Linked DNA regions of Homo sapiens: region 1 is linked to region 2. Evidence: read pairs that join two places in POLR2A ChIA-PET (ENCODE). Cell type or tissue: Caco-2. All regions are shown on one strand.

Evidence for each region. ChIA-PET counts read pairs that join two places held together with the same protein. Peaks named below come from ENCODE experiments on the same cell type or tissue, not always from the same donor. Only the 100,000 strongest peaks of a DNase experiment are listed, where the experiment ranks them.
Region 1: POLR2A ChIA-PET joins it to region 2 with 14 read pairs; 1 of 35 experiments calls an interaction of 5 or more read pairs at or near these places.

Annotation. Positions count from the first base shown.
Region 1 is chr2:138,503,074-138,507,073 of GRCh38, forward strand. All of the region lies in intron 1 of SPOPL (speckle type BTB/POZ protein like), which reads left to right. Among named protein-coding and RNA genes, the nearest start is that of SPOPL, 3.3 kb to the left of the region's middle. In Caco-2, no CTCF peak of the experiment used is centred here; no DNase peak of the experiment used is centred here; H3K4me3 peaks cover 976 bases.
Region 2 is chr2:138,619,066-138,623,065 of GRCh38, forward strand. No RefSeq gene overlaps it. Among named protein-coding and RNA genes, the nearest start is that of LINC02631, 19 kb to the left of the region's middle. In Caco-2, no CTCF peak of the experiment used is centred here; a DNase peak (open chromatin) is centred at 2,296.

The DNA.
Region 1 (4,000 bases), 120 kb before region 2:
TGACAGAGGTAAAAGGTTCATACCTTGAAAAATTACATCTCTCCTGCCACGATGAGATTGGTGGAATATTTCAAATTACCATTTCATCATTCTTGTGAGAAATGTTGCCTAGTGGTTAAGAACTCTTCTCTAGAGCTCAGACTAGTATATAGTTGCCAGGGTGTAAACCCTTGCTCTGCCATCTACCAGCTTTGGCTTTGGGGAAGTTACTTAATATTTCTTCGCCTCAGTATACTTACAGCTGTAAAATGGGGTTATGATATGACATCACAGGATGGTGCTAGTAATTGCACAAGTAAATACAAGTAAAGTACTTAAAACAGTACCTGGCACAGGGCAAATATCTGATAAATGCTATCATCACTTCTTGGTTTGACTTGATCTGGCTTGTGGGTAGATTAATTCTAAGACAGGAAGGTGGGAATGGAAAGCTACTTTCTTATTCTTTGACATTTAACAACCTTTTTTGATATAGATAGCATGTATAATTTGTTATTGTATAAATTAATTCCTTCTGATTTGAAAACTACAGGGTTTTAGCCCACCATTTTCAAGGCAGCTAACTACCAAGCTACAGATAGGTCAGTCCTTATTTCAGATGTCTATTTGGAACTTCTACAATTTTACCTTTGTTTTGAGAATAAACAAAGTGAAAGTACTGTGTATAACAGATTCATCATACTGGAAAATGAGATTTTACAGATAAAAGTTTTAGTACTGTAAGTTAAATACTCAAAACTGGTGGTATTCTTCATACTCATCTGACCTTTATCTTCAATCACTACTCGAGATAGAGCTTTGGCTTGTCTTCCTTCAGAAGACTGGTGGCCGTTTTCTCTTAATGTGTTATGTTCATTCATATTCACATGTCTTCTTGGCTTGGTGTTTACAGAATTTTACTCACTTTAAAAAATGCTGACAGTTTTTGCCGTATTTGCTTACCTCTTGTGCACTGTTGCTTACTTATTACATTTTTAAAGGACTCACATTAAAAGATCTGAATAGATATTACTTTTGTGTTGTTTTAAATAGTAAAAGTTTGAAATCACTATTTGCTGTCCTAATTACATGTAAAAATATGTACATATGTAACTATCAAAATAAAAATGTTTTTCCATTTATAGTTTAAAATCATTCTTGTGCCACCATGGAACATGTTCCATACTTGGGGGTGACACTGTTTTTGGTAATGCTGTTCCCTGACCTAGAATAACCTTTGCTCTTTCTCCTGTATATCCAGGTTCTACCTGATTTTCATCTCTCACTGCTTCCACATAGTTCCTTCCAACATTTAGTTTCTTGGCTTTCCTAATGTCTATATCTGCATTTTTGGCCATGAATTTATATAAACAGGGCAGGTTGAAGAAAAATAACTCCCCTAGAATCAGACTTTTAAAGCTTATAGAACTTTGAAAGGGTGGGATAAAATTGACATTTAACATCTACTCTATGCCTGGCACTGTTTCTTAGTTTTGTAAATATTCTTTCCAAAAATATTTAATGAGCATCTACCATGTGCCAGGCATTGGGGATACATGAGAGTGGCCCTTCTCAACCATGTTTCTGGGTGAAAATCAAACCCTAATGCTCTGAGGCATCTAAGCTATGTAATGAATTATCTCATCTCCTGTGCACCTAGAATAGTACTAGCTACGTACCGTTCTTGAGAGAACTAAAGCAGTAGTTACTCCAGTTTTTGTAGGGCTTAATTTCTGCAGAGCCCTAGTTGAGAAAAGCTCCTGTACAGAGAAGAGTAATATGCAGTCTCTGCTTTTTTGTAATTTTATTCTGATGTGGCACTGACAGGCAGTTTATATATATTAACTTATTTAAACCCATAATAATTCTTTAATAAGACTTTTTTATTCCTATTTTACAAATGAGGAACTTGAGAAACAGATTACTTAACTTCTGCAAAATCAGACAGTTGAGAAAGTTTTGCAGCCAGGCAACATAGTTCTCATCTATTACTCTTTTGCCTCTCACACCTTTCACTTCCTTGTTGATTTACTTTAGAGAAGACTCACTTCCTTGTTGATTAGAGAAAATTCTTCACCTTTCTGAATATCTTATTTATTTATTTTTTATAAATTTAAGCTTCACAGCAGAGTTTCCTTCTCTTTTCATGTTGTTTAGTGAAGAAAGTAAAGGAGATGTAACTCTTTTAAAGTACTTCATCAAAAGTCTTATGTCAAGCCTTATATATGATTAAATATTGAAGGCATTTACATTTAGTGGTCATGCTCACTGTTTTGTTTCCTTACTTGGATTTGTTAACTTAACAAAAGTTTATTAACAACCCATCTGTGCCAGTCTCTGGTGACATGTAATGGAAAGAGATTACTTGTATTCATGGAGGCAGAAGTCTGTTTGGGGAATAAAATAAAGAAAAAAAATTATAGGCCAGGTGCCTTGGCTCATACCTATAATCCCAGCACTTTGGGAGGTCGAGGTGGGCTTATCACTTAAGGTCAGGAGTTCAAGACCAGCCCGGCCAACATGGTGAAACTGTGTCTCTTCTAAAAAAAAAAAAAAAAAAAAAAAAAAAATAGTTAGTTGGGTGTGGTGGCACACACCTGTAGTCCCGGCTACTTGGGAGGGTGAGGCAGGAGAATCTCTTGAACCCCAGAGACAGAGCTTGCAGTGAGCTGCACTCCAACCTGAGCAACAGAGTGAGACTCTGTCTCAAAATAAAATAATAATAATTATAAAAATAATTAGTTACCATTACTGCTACAAAGGAAGATCATTGTGAAGAACAAAGGCACACCAATCCATTAGGGAATGCTTCTCTGAAGAAATGACTTTTAGACAGAAACCTAAAGGATGAACTGTAGTGACCCAAGTGATGTTGGCAATTTCAACTTTCTGGACCTGGAAGGTCCAGTAAGAACTGAACTTCAGCACGTGAGGTTGGTTGATGGGGAATAGACTGGAGCAGATCACCATGGCCAAAATCCACGCTAAGCATTTTGTACTTAATCCTAAGAGCAATAGGAAGCCACCAGAGAATGTTAAACAGCTGAATAAGTTACCCAAATTTTTGCTTTAAAAAAATCAGTTGGCTGCTCTGCAGAGAACAGGTTGGAAAGAGGCAAGTGTAAATACAGGGAGACTAATTAAGTCATTGCTTCTCAAACTTGTCTGTGTTGAAGGACCAATTTTGTTTTAATTTTCTATTCATTCTGGTATTTAGTAACACACAATAAGATGTTTGTTTTGGCAGTGTCAAATTGCTGTAAACGTTCCTAAATGCTTTCTCTAGGTTTCTATATTTATTTCATTTCAGACCAGTAGCAAAAGTTTTTGGACCAGTGTCAGTGCACAGGTCACAATTTGAATAGCGTTGAGATTAGCTGTTACAATAATGTAGTCAAGAGTTGGTGGAACCTTGGTTCAGGATGGCAGTGATAGAGATAAACTAGCCTGATTTGACAAATAAATTTTGGGAGGAAAAATTGATAGGATTTAGAGATGGATGAGATTTGGGGGTCCTGGGGAGAGGAAAAGGCTGACTTCCAGGGCCAGTAGTTCTTGTGCCTAAGGTGAGAGTACTGGGGGAGGAGCAGTTTTTTATTTTGTAGTTTCAGGGAAGGGGGAGGTATTGGTCATTTTTCAATTGGAGACTTACTAAACTTGAGACTGAGACATATAAGTAGAGATGCCTAGTAGCAATTGGATGTATAGGTCTGGAGCTCAGCAAAGAGGTTTGGACTGGAAATAAATTTGGGAATAGTGTACAGTTTATAATTGATGTCTGGGAGTGAGGGATGAGATTGCTTAAGGAGATAGTATGGAGAAGATAAGGGGTCTTATGAGTAAGCCCTATGAATCTTTCACATTTGAACTTTGGTAGAAAGAAATGGAACAAAAGAGGCTGAGAAGGAAGAAGCTAGAGGTTGGAAGAAAATTTTGTTGGTATCACTGAAGCCAAGGCAATAGACTGAAAAAGAAGGGAGTGGCCAGTTGAATATTTTGAATGCAACTGGGAAATTAAGTG
Region 2 (4,000 bases):
GACCATAGTCAGAAAACTGCCTTCCGAGCCTAGAGGCTGCCTCTATTGCTGCCAGCTGCTGAACTGTGCTACTTCTGTTATGACTGGCACCAGTAAAACTAGTCAATTAATCCAATTTCATACTCAAGTCTCTCATAAATGTGTATAATTGGCAAAATCCAAGTCACACCCAGACTGCCAAGTTGCAAGGTTGAGAAATGTTTTTAACTTTCTAGGCTCTGTAATACAGAAAGTCATCCTAGAAAGAAGTTGTAATAAATGCTGAGCAGATTGTTCCATACTCTCTAACACACAGTTTATTAATTTTTATAGTGCTTCACCCTCAAAGAACTTTCATGAACCTTGTCTTATGAAGACCCCTTGAGATTTGTAGAACAAAGATCCTCATTCCCATCTCTAAAATAAGGAATCTCAGACTCAGCAAAGTCACATGGTGAAGCCAAGACTAGATTTAGTGTTCCTAAATCCTAGTCCAGTTCCTCTCCCATGACACTCAGGAATCTAAGTTTCACTAGAACCCTAGGCTCTGAGCATTTGAACCTTTAGACTGACGACCGCTGCTGTTTCGCTGTACAAGGTGGCATCATCAGCAATGCAGGACTGCTCCCGGAGGAAAATCTGCCTCTGACGGGGTGGGGAGACTCAGCTCCAGGGAAAATAATTAATCCTTCAGTCTTCTGATTCCTATTAGGATAGCGTCTCTCTCATTTGTTATCTTTAAATGAAGTGAAGTGGGTGCTATCAGAAAAGTGGTGCCTCCTCCTCGACTTACCGTGATGTTGATGGGCAGGGGGAGCAAAAATATTTCCACATTTTTATTTTCACTGGAAATTTTCACTGGCAGAGATAAAGCTTTGTGGGCTGATCATACTCCTAGTAAATCCTGTTTTGCTGTTATAAAAAATCTGACTAGAAAAGAGAATTATTGATTTCCCTGAGAAATAATGAAAAGCCATTAATGTATGCATGTCTATATGCATTAAGAATTCTTGTGTGAGAATATTACTCTAATATTTTAGATGGGCACTTGTAGAAAATTATTCCGTTCCAGGTCAAAGAAGAAATAAATTTTAAAATTCAAGGATCTGGAATATTAGTTTTATAGCTTCAAATCTAGAAATTGTTGAATCCTAGAGTGTTTCAGCTAGAGGAAATCTCTGAAGTTATCTGTCTAGTGTATTTCAACCAAATTTAGAGAAAAAAATCACACACCCTTATTTCAAATAAGATGTTATGGAGAAACCTCAACCAGAAAAATAAAACTGTTCTGAATGAAAAGAGGCAAGAGGGCCAAGCCGGATATAAGTCACTTTCTCACAATTTTCCCACCCACCGGATCTCCAAGGAACCAAGGCTTCAAAAACAACAGTTCAAAAGGCACAAAAATTGTCAAGCTAAAGGCCAACTGAATGCAATAGAAATTGCTATGAGGCAAAAAGAGTTTTCCCAGACAAGGCTTTATTGGAGCTTATGCCCTGGCATAACGAAGGCAGCACAAGAGGAGAATTCTCTGGCTGACTCCCCAAAAAGAGCCAGTAGGGATTTTTTTTTAATTAGGCAAAGTGTGGGAATTGATATTGTAAACCGAAAATGAAACTCTAAGGTCCCCAAACCATCTGAATGGGTCCCTCCACTTGCCAAGGGCATTCCAAAGTTAATCTGAAAAATTAGTTGCAGGCTGTGATGGGAAGGGGGAGCCAGGCATGCCTCATTATGCTCTCCTCCCTTTTGGAATTACTAATAGAACAGACTCTTTCAATATGATAAGAAGCATTTACAATCTATTCTCTCTGAAGCCTGCTATCTGGAGGCTCATTCTGCATAATAAAATCTTGGTCTCCCCAACCTCTTATTGTGACTCAGATATTCCTTTCCATTGATAATAATTTTTCAACCAATTGCCAATCAGAGAATCTTTGAATCTGCCTATGACTTTAAAGTCCTCTCTTCCAGTTGTCTTGTCTTTCAGGACCAAACCAATGTACATCTTACATGTATCAATGAATGTCTCATGTCTCCCCAAAATGTATAAAACCAAGCTATACTCCAACCACCTTAGACACATGTTCTCAGGATCTCCTAAAAGCTATGTCATGAGCCATTGGTCAGTCATATTTGGCTCAGAATAAATCTCTTCCAATATTTTACAGAGTTTGACTCTTTTTGTCAACAATATCAGGGCTAGGGTATGCAGGGTGGGGTGGGCAAAGCACCTGAGTGGTAAGGTATGAAGGTCAGCATATCTGGTTGCCATGGATATCTTGAATAATGGGCCCTCTGGTGGTACGGCCGGCAGTAAGACTGTAAATCAATTGTGCAGCATTCCTGCCCAAGGTGGGACACTCTACAAACTTGGTTCACAACTACGGTTACATCTTGGATCTCCTAAGGCCAGTTTCTGAAATTCTTTAAGTAACAAGTATGGTCAAACATTATGAGAGCACAGAAGAACAACATAGACTGGCTATTTTCTTTTCATGACTATTGATTTGTGTGCTAGTCTGTTCTCACACTGCTATAAAGAACTACCTGACACTGGGTGATTTATGAAGAAAAGAGGTGTAATTGACTCACAGTTCCACAAGCTGTACAGGAAGTATAGTTGAGAGGCCACGGGAAAGTTATAGTCATGGCAGAAAGGTGAAGGGGAAACAAGCATGTCTCACCACGGTGGAGCAGGAGAATGAAGAGGTAAGCATCGCACGCTTTTTTTTTTTTTTGAGATAGAGTCTCACTCTGTTGCCCAGTCTGGAGTGCAGTGGTGCGATCTTGGCTCATTGCAACCTTCACCTCCCGGGTTCAAGTGATTCTCCTGCCTCGGCTTCCCGAGTAGCTGGGACTACAGATGAGTGCCAACATGTCTGGCTAATTTTTGTTTTTAGTAGACATGGAGTTTCGCCATGTTTGCCAGGCTGGTCTCAAACTCCTGACCTCAGGTGATCCACCTACCTTGGCCTCCCTAAATGCTGGGATTACAAGTGTGAGCCACCACGCCTGGCTGGTGTCACAATTTAAACCAATCAGATCTTGTAAGAAGTCACTATTGTGAGAATATGAAGGGGAAAATCTGCCCCCATGATTCAATCACCTTCCACCACGTCCCTCCCCCAACATTAGGAATTATAACTCAACACGAGATGTGGCTGGGGACACACAGCCAAACCATATCAATGGGTGTGGCATCAGTGAGGTAGTGGTGTGGGTTTGTGATCAGTGGGAAAGCATGAAAGAATGCTCAAATGTGGGTGAGCTGAAGTCAAGCCCTACCTCTACTCAGTCTCATTACCAGCCTTAGGATTTGAACTCAGGTCTTCTTATTTCCATTGTTTTCCCTTGAAAAATTCCTTGGACAAAGTTCTTGTTGGTGACTTCTGCAGCTCTCTCTTTGCCTCATCCCAAGGACTCACACTTGCTTCTCACAGCAACTTAAGGGTCAGCTGGGATGATTCTATTCATGTGGGTCTTGCCTCCAGGCTTGATAGGCACTAGGGATGAACTGAAGACACTACATTATCTTTGATCTTAAGGGGAAACAGTGTAGGTGAGTTGTTAAATGGGTGTTAAATCAAGTTTAGCCTAAAGCTGCCTCCTTACATGTTTTAAGTTTGGCCTGAAAATTTCTCTGTACATAGTGAACTATAACCTAAATGAAATTGTATACAGACTATAGCCTACTCTTGTGCCAATCACTGAGTTTTGGCCAATCAAAGGTGGCCAACTGTTCAAACCGTGTTCAAAAAAAGGCAAATGCCAAGCTGCAACCAGTCTGGCTGTTTCTGTACCTCACTTCCCTTTTCTGTATGCTACTTTCCTTTTTCTGTCCATAAATCTTCCACCACGACTGCACTGGAGTCTCTGAGCCTACTCTGGCTCAGGAGGCTGCCGGATTTGGAAATTATTCTTTGCTCAATTGAACTCTGTTATACTTAATTCAGCAAAAGTTTTTCTTTTAACAGGGGAAGGCCACAGATAGCCAGGGAAATGAAAAAATAAAGACATG